Regions from separate parts of the Homo sapiens genome. Here region 1 is linked to region 2. A link is an interaction called in ENCODE POLR2A ChIA-PET data of the cell type or tissue named here. Cell type or tissue: PC-9. All regions are shown on one strand.

Region 1 (4,000 bases), 59 kb before region 2:
CTAACAAGGGAGAAGCCAGGCAGTTTGCTGGCTTAGCTTTTCGTAGGTAACCCTCTGATGTGACATGGGGCCATACCAACCCAAGAGCATAAGCCATGCCTCTGGACTCACCCTGTGCCCCATGCAGCCCTAGGCTTCAGTGAGCATACCTAATCCTCCTTAATGGTAAACATCCCAAATATCCATTAATAATCCTCTGAGGGTTAGTTATTTGTGAACTTTGACTCGTAAAAGCTCAGCACTGTGGCTCACGCCTGTAATCCTAGCACTTTGGGAAGTCTAGGCAGGAGGATCACTTGAGGCCAGGAGTTTGAGACCAGCCTGGGAAACACAGTGACACCCTGTCTCTTAAAAAAAAAAGAAAAGGCCGGGCGCAATGGCTCATGCCTGTAATCCCAGCACTTTGAGAGGCCGAGGCAGGTGGATCACGAGGTCAGGAGATCGAGACCATCCTGGCTAACACGGTGAAACTTCATCTCTACTAAAAATACAAAAAAATTAGCTGGGCATGGTAGCGGGCGCCTGTAGTCCCAGCTACTTGGGAGGCTGAGGCAGGAGAATGGCGTGAACCTGGGAGGTGGAGCTTGCATTGAGCCGAGATCGCGCCACTGCATTCCAGCCTGGGCGACAGAGCGAGACTCCGTCTCAAAAAAAAAAAAAAGGAGAGAGAGAGAGAAAAAGAAACTCAGCATGGAAAGCATAGTTGTGGTCATGCTTCTATTCCATATCTCTTGAGATTTTTGAGGCTGCTACCACCCTAATTCTCCACACTTCCAGGGTGGGAGCTCACTACCTCCTGAAAACTCTTCCTCACTCCTTGAACTCCTGAAAAACCTTCCTCACTCCTTGAACCAAAGAATATTCTACCCATTTACTGAGAGGAATGAATCATTGTACAAAATAGTGCTTGCTTTTTTAAAATTTTGAGACAGGGTCTCACTTGTTGCACAGGCTAGAGTGCAGTGGTGTGATCACTGCTCACTGCAGCCTCGACCTCCTGGGTTCAGGTGATCCTCCCACCTCAGCCTCCCAAGTAGGTGGGACTACACCTGTGCATCACCACACCAGGCTAATTTTTTGTAGAGATAGGGTTTCACTATGTTTCCTAGGCTGGTCTTGAACTCCTGGGTTCAAGCGATCCACCTATTTCGGCCTTCCAAAGTGTTGGGATTACAGGCGTGAGCCACCCCAGCTGGCCCCTAGTACTTTCTTTTATGGTCATTAAAAGAAAGCAAACTCAGGAAAAACAAAGGCTTTCCAGGTTGGAAGGGTGCCCCCTGGTGTTAGTGTCCTGGGCTGTGGCAAACAAGTCCAGGTGATCTCCAGCCCTACTTAAGTAACAGGGTGGGGCCTTTGTCCACATCTCAGCTCAGCCTCTGTCCTTCTGACATTTGGTTCTAATTCTTTAATTCTTGAATTTTTTTTTTGTTTTTTTGTTTTTGTTTTTGTTTTAAGAGACAGGGTCTTGCTCTGTTACCCAGGCTGGAGTGCAGTGGCACAATCATAGCTCACTGTAGCCTTGATGTACTGGGGTCAAGCGATCCTCCTACCTCAGTCTTCTAAGTTAGGACCACAGGCAGGTCTGACTAATTTTTTTTTTTTTGGTAGAGACAGGGTCTTGCTATGTTGCCCAGGCTAGTCTTGAACTCCTGGCCTCAAGTGATCCTCCCACCTCGGCCTCTCAAAGCACTGGGATTACAGGCGTGAGCACCCAGCCTGGTTCTAATTCTTTGAGGTCTTCCATTTCCTTTTTCTCTCCACTCCCCAGTTCCAGCTTACACCCCTGAAACACGGTGACTCCATCCTCAAGCCTTATGGCTTTGTGCAAGGTGGGGGTGTGGAGGGAGGTGATCACTGGGGCAGCTTAGGTTTCTTTGGCTGGAGGAATTCCTTGGGAGGGTCTCAAAGGAAGGGCCTGGATCCCAGATCTTTCTCTGGTTCCTAACCGAGGGCTCAGGATCCATCTCCTTATGGTCCCCTTGGCACAGTCCTCGTCTTCTGAAGTTTATGTTTCTTCTTTTGCTGCCTACCTTGGCCAGGGGGTCTTGCTATAGTGTCTTCTCTTTGGTTGACTCTTAGGAACTTGATGTAGGACTGGAGTCCCCTCTGGACTGTCCTTCTTGGGATTTTAAATGTGCAGAAGGATGGATTATATCTGTCTACTCTATTTATTTCTTCCCTTTTATTCCTCTTTTCTAAGCCAGCTCTCCACCGTAACAAAATCTTCTTCCATCCTTGGTGAATTTTATTAATAACCTTTGGTGTGGAAGGTTATTGATAAAGACTTTCTGGTTAGATTCCTCCTTGCCTGGTTTGCCTTTATCCACATATTTCTCCCCACACCCCCCAAACCAGGAGAATGAAAAGAGAACCAACCCCCCCAGCTTTGGCTAGGCAGAAAAATACCATTTGACCCAGAGGCAGCTCTGGGATCGCTGCCACGCATGGAGGAACCTGCTAACTCCTCAGGAAAAAAAAAACCCTGACGCAAACCAGATGTAACCTCCTGTCCGGCTGCCAACATCTGGAATGCTGGCAGGGGCTTTGCACTCAGGCCGGCAGCGAGCTGCCAAGCCTGAGCATTTCAGAGGTGGCTCTGATCTGCAGAGAGGTCTTCCAACCTCTTTCTCCAGCTCAGCCCTGTATTCTGGTTTTGACTGCTTGGAGGGAGGAGCAGTGGTTACAGTTCTGGGACTCAAGCATGGGGTTTTTCTTTTTTAAAAAAATGTATTTTATTTTATTTTATTTTTTTAGAGACAGGGTCTTGCTCTGTCACCCAGGCTGGAGTGCAGTGGTGTGATCATAGCTCACTGTTAACCTCGAATTCCTGGGTTCAAGTGATGCTCCCGCCTCAGCCTCCTGAGTAGCTAGGACTACAGGCACATGCCACCATACCCGGTTAATTTTTAAATTTTTTGTGAAGATGGGGTCTTGCCATGTTGCCTAGGCTGGTCTCGAACTCCTGGCCTTAAGTAATCTTCCCTCCTCAGCCTCCCAAAGTGTTGGGATTACAGGCATGAGCCACAATGCCCCATTTGGATGGAGTTTTTCTTGAGCTCAGATAGAGCCTTCAGGAGATCCCACAGAGGGGTTGAAGGTCCAGCCTCATCACTCCCGTCTCCAGATCCCTGGTGCCCTGGTTCTGGGCAACCCCTATGGACTTTGGATGGAGTCTGAAGTCTAAGAATGGGAAACTTCGAGGTGGGGGACTGAAGGAATGTGTGAGGCTGTTCTTGTGGTCCTGGGGCCACACAGGTTGTGTTACACACACACTCACACACACACTCACTCTTCCTCATGCAGGCGGATACACTAACTCCCACTTCTCTCCCACTCAGCCAATGGGGAGAGCCTTTTGGGCTAGAGTTCTCATTGCTCATGGAAACTCTGATTCAGGCCATTTGGAAGAGGGCGAGCAGAGTCCACAGCCCTGGGGATCCCCTGGCTGGCTCAGCCAGACACCGAAAAAATCAGGAGAGGCAACAGGGAGAACGATCAGATGGAGAGGGGAATGGTGGGAGCTGAATGGAAAGGGGACAGGATCCAGCAGGGGGTCCCCCTGCCTGCCTCAGACCTCCCTGCAGGGCCCAGGGGACCCTCCTGCCATCTGGGCAGCTGCAGCTGGTGACTCATCTGAGCGCTGGCCTGAGTGGGGTGAGGGACAAGTCAAGGACTTCAAGAGGAATATTCTCCTGAGAGATCCAGGGGAGAGGGGAGGAGGTAGGGGGCTGCTCTTGTTTCTTCCCGCTCCCCAGGCCCCCTGCTCTTCTCCAGCGCCAAGCCGAAGAATCCCCAGGAAGGAGAACGTGGGTGGGAGGCTGGGTTGGTGTGACGCTCTGACCTCTTCCGGTGCTGACCTCTCCTTATCGCTACCTGAATACAGACAAGGACGAGGGTGACCACCCCAACAACAGCTTCAGCCCCTGTAGCGCCCATGACCGCAGGTGCCTGCAGAAGCACTTCGCCAAAATTCGAGACCGGAGCACCAGTGGGGGCAAGA
Region 2 (4,000 bases):
TATTTACATTACAAAAATATATGTACATTATAAAATATGTTATGCTCATTATACGTATATGTGTAAACTATATTATATACATTCTAAAATTTTAAATAAAGATGAAGAAAAAATACATTGAATCTTTTTCAATGATATATTTAAAAGTAATTTTATGGCATCTCATTTAATTAAAACCCTTTTGTTCTCACAATGAGAGCAACGTGATTGAATATGCTTGTTTATTTTTGAAACTCCTGGTTTGTGAAATCTGAAAACACTTTGTGGAACAGTGATTTGAATGTCTCATTCTAAATTCAGTTTATTTCAATATTCAGTTTTAATGGTTGTCACAGCTGAAAAGAAGGCCTCACGAAGATACCTAGATCCAGACGGATGGGGTGCATTGTGGGCTCAGCTCATTAAATCATGACATTAATTTTCAATTTTCAATTTCATCCACCAATTATGCAAAGGTTTTGTTCAAAATTGGCTTGCAAATTTCCATCTTCTCTCATGTCAATCAGTTGTTCTTGCAAAGAAATTGGAATATGTTGCATTATAATACTTTCAGCAAATGGCTTTTAAACCCACTCAAACTCTTCATTTAGAAGATTTTTAAGCAAATTAAACATTTCTTTTTTAGTTCGTTGTTTGAAGGGCAGATATGAAGGATCTTGGGAACACATGAGGTTTTCAGCCACAAAATCATGTAACAATAGGAACACTTTCAAACCTTATTTTCAAATGCTCTGTCATATTCTTTTCCTTCCCCCACAGTTGCTTCCTTGATAACTTGGCTGCACTTCACCTTTATCCTGATGAAAAGAGATTTCATTTTTGGAAATCTCTACTGTAGCACTCAATAGGCAATACTTGTTCTTCCTTTGTGATATGGCAAATGAGGCGATCTTCTACTATTTTCTTGCTGTTTCTTTGCAGAAATCTTTTTAGGCCGTTTATCCTTTTTTTTTTTTTGAAGGAGGGCTAATTTAGTTTGAATCAGGCAGTATAAACTGGGATATGCAGACATCAATATGTCACAATACATTGAAAGTGAGCAACAGAGTGAGAGTATAGCCCTCAAGTTCTCTGCCTGATGGAGTGACTAATTCAGGGGACATAATTGGCCAACAAACAGACTGAGTGAGGGTGCCTAGGTCAATCTGTATGTTAAATATTAGTTGACCTGAATTTATTTATTTATTTATTTTTCTCTCTTTTCTTTTCTTTTTTTTTTTTTTTATTTTGAGACGGAGTCTCGCTCTGTCGCCCAGGCTGGAGTGCAGTGGCGTGATCTCGGCTCACTGCAAGCTCCGCCTCCCGTGTTCACGCCATTCTCCTGCCTCAGCCTCCTGAGTAGCTGGGACTACAGGTGCCCGCCACCACGCCTGGCTAATTTTTTGTATTTTTAATAGAGACGGGGTTTCACCGTGTTAGCCAGGATGGTCTCGATCTCCTGACCTCGTGATCCACCCACCTTGGCCTCCCAAAGTGTTGGGATCACAGGCATGAGCCACTGCACCCTCCCTCTTTCTTACTTTTAGATACAAATACATGTATATGAATTCTAAAATTTTCTTTCCACATTCCGCAGTACTTTTGGAGTATGTATGTGCAACCTCATTGGACTGACAGGTGAGCTGAGGCTTAGTGTGGGGGTTGCCTATGGGCTCCATTGCCAATGGGGTGATAATGCCAGACTGAAACTCAGGTCCTTGCCTTCCACGATCCTCCCTGGACCCTGACAGTGTGGATGTGGAGGTGATGCAGGGTAGCCTGTGCAAGCCCCACCCCTGCATAGGGTCCTGTGGTCCTAAGAATACCTGTCTCCCTGGACTCAGGGCCAGAACCTCAACATCTGCTCTGCTCTGTGCTCTCTGGGGAGCAGCACCGGGTGAGCCCAAGAACAGGTGTGGTTCTGATTAGAATGACCCTTTCTTTTCCCACTCCCTTCCTTCCTCACGTCAGAGCCAGGCCTCTCAGACCAAGTCTAGATCACCGTGACCAGGGGTAAGTTATGTGGGCCTCTCAGAACCAAGGAAGTTGTTCTTGGCTTTGGGACATAATTTGCTGATTTGTACACCTCAGTTAGATCTGAAAAGCAAATCAGCCATCTGTGCCCAGAAACAGATAGGCGGGGGGCTGGGCACTGCCGTCCTTGGGCTTGCCCTCCTGGACCTCTCGCTGTCCTTGGAGGAGGGGAAGTGCAGGGCTGCTCTTGGAGGCATCGGTACCTGTGCAGCAATGACCCAAGCTGCTGGACCGTCTGTCCAGACGCTGGCCAGGAGAAGGGCATCCCCGGCCAGCTCGTGTGCGATCCTGCATGGCCCTAGGCCCAAGGTGAGCTCATGGGATGAGTCAAGCCTCCTGCTGAGCCTGGCAGCTGAGTAAGAGGACATGCTGTGCTCTCACACCTCCCTGGCCCCACCGCGGCATGCCCACCTTTGTCTTCCCTTCTGGGGTTTGGCTTGTTGTCACTGACAACATGGGGCAGCCCTTTTGCACACGGCATCCCTGGAGCCACGTGTTAACTGTGAGTTAATAAATGGGTGTTGTTTTAAGCCACTAAATCTGTGGTCATTTTTTATATAGAAGTAGAAGATGAATACATACCATAAGTCTAAATATTCAAAAGTCATAAGTCAAGCTTACAAACTGTTAATAAAATATGTTCTATCCATCTACCTTGATTTTTTTTTAAAATAATGACTGTGAAGGCCAGGGTCAAAATCATAATTCTCTGACAACTAGGAGTTCTGTGCCAGGAGGTAGCTGCCTGGGGAGGGCTGGCCCCTGGATCCCAGTCCCTCGCTGGTGGTCTGGTCCTTTTACCTTCTCATTCCTGGCTTCATCCTGCACCAGAAGTTGGGGGACAGAAGAGCCTGGAGAAGCCAAATTCTAACCGCTCTCCTTCAAACAGCTATCCCTTGGGCCCAGGGTGTGACTTGCTTTGGGGAAATTAACCTGGAGAAGAGTTTCAGGGCTGTATGGGCAGGAATACCATGGTCCTCCATGGGCAATGCATGGTCTAGAAGGGAGGCTGTGGTTCTGGTGACATCCACTCGGACCCACAGATTCTTCATTCTATGGGGGTGACCAGAGCAGAATTCCTCTATAGCCGGGGACCCAGGCCAAGGGCCTTTCATTTTGTCCTTTTATTGTAGTAAAATATGTATGACATCAAATTCACCATTGTGAATTTAATACATTCACAATGTTGTGCAACCACCACCTCTATTTCGGTCCAGAACATTTTTATAGCCCCAAAAGGAAACTCTATACCTATTAAGCAGTCACTCCCATCTCCCTCTCCTCCAGGCCCTGGCAACCACTAATCTGTATTCTGTCTTTATGGCTTTACCTATTCTGGATAGTTGATATAAATGGAGTCACACACTATGCAGCCTTTTGTGTCTGGCTTTTTTCACTTAGTATAATGACTTCAGGTTCCTCCATGCTGGAGCTCATTTCAGCAGCTCATTCCTTTCTAAGGCAGAATAACATTCCATTGCACGGATAAACCGTATGTCCAGGGGCCTTTCCTGCCAGGATCAAAGATGGTATTGGGCTGGGGCTTGGGAGAGGTCAGCTGGTGACTTTACCTCTTTTTCTTTTTCTCCTCCATGCCTCTTGGGGTTTGTCACTTTAGAATATGCTGCTGAGGCTTGGGGACCCAGGGAGACAGCCTGTCTCACCATGTCCCCTAGTCTTTGCAACCTGATCCTGAATCCTGCCTGGCGGTGGCGACAACATCAGACAGAGCTGGAGCTGGTGTGACCCCATCCCAGGAGGATGCTCCTATTTCGGGGATCCCAGCTGTCTCTGGTCAGGGTGCCTCAGCAGAGTCTAGGAAAAGCCAAAGCCCATCTCTGGTGACAGCTCTGAGGTCCGACAGTGGGGAGAGGTGGTGGGTGGGGGGAAGGAGTTGGGCTTGCTCAACTGCCGTGCCTGTAGGGCGGAGGGAGTCCATCCTGGCACGGGGCACAGCAATCGGACCCAAGCCCAAAGAGATGCTTAG

The links. ChIA-PET counts read pairs that join two places held together with the same protein. Peaks named below come from ENCODE experiments on the same cell type or tissue, not always from the same donor. Only the 100,000 strongest peaks of a DNase experiment are listed, where the experiment ranks them.
Region 1: POLR2A ChIA-PET joins it to region 2 with 8 read pairs; 15 of 35 experiments call an interaction of 5 or more read pairs at or near these places.

The regions. Positions count from the first base shown.
Region 1 is chr17:40,449,102-40,453,101 of GRCh38, forward strand. It overlaps IGFBP4 (insulin like growth factor binding protein 4), which reads left to right. Exons shown (of 4, transcript NM_001552.3): 2 at 3,884-4,000. Among named protein-coding and RNA genes, the nearest start is that of IGFBP4, 7.7 kb to the left of the region's middle. In PC-9, a CTCF peak has its summit at 1,255 (motif pointing left); no DNase peak of the experiment used is centred here.
Region 2 is chr17:40,508,076-40,512,075 of GRCh38, forward strand. No RefSeq gene overlaps it. Among named protein-coding and RNA genes, the nearest start is that of TNS4, 8.5 kb to the left of the region's middle. In PC-9, no CTCF peak of the experiment used is centred here; a DNase peak (open chromatin) is centred at 2,416; H3K27ac peaks cover 388 bases.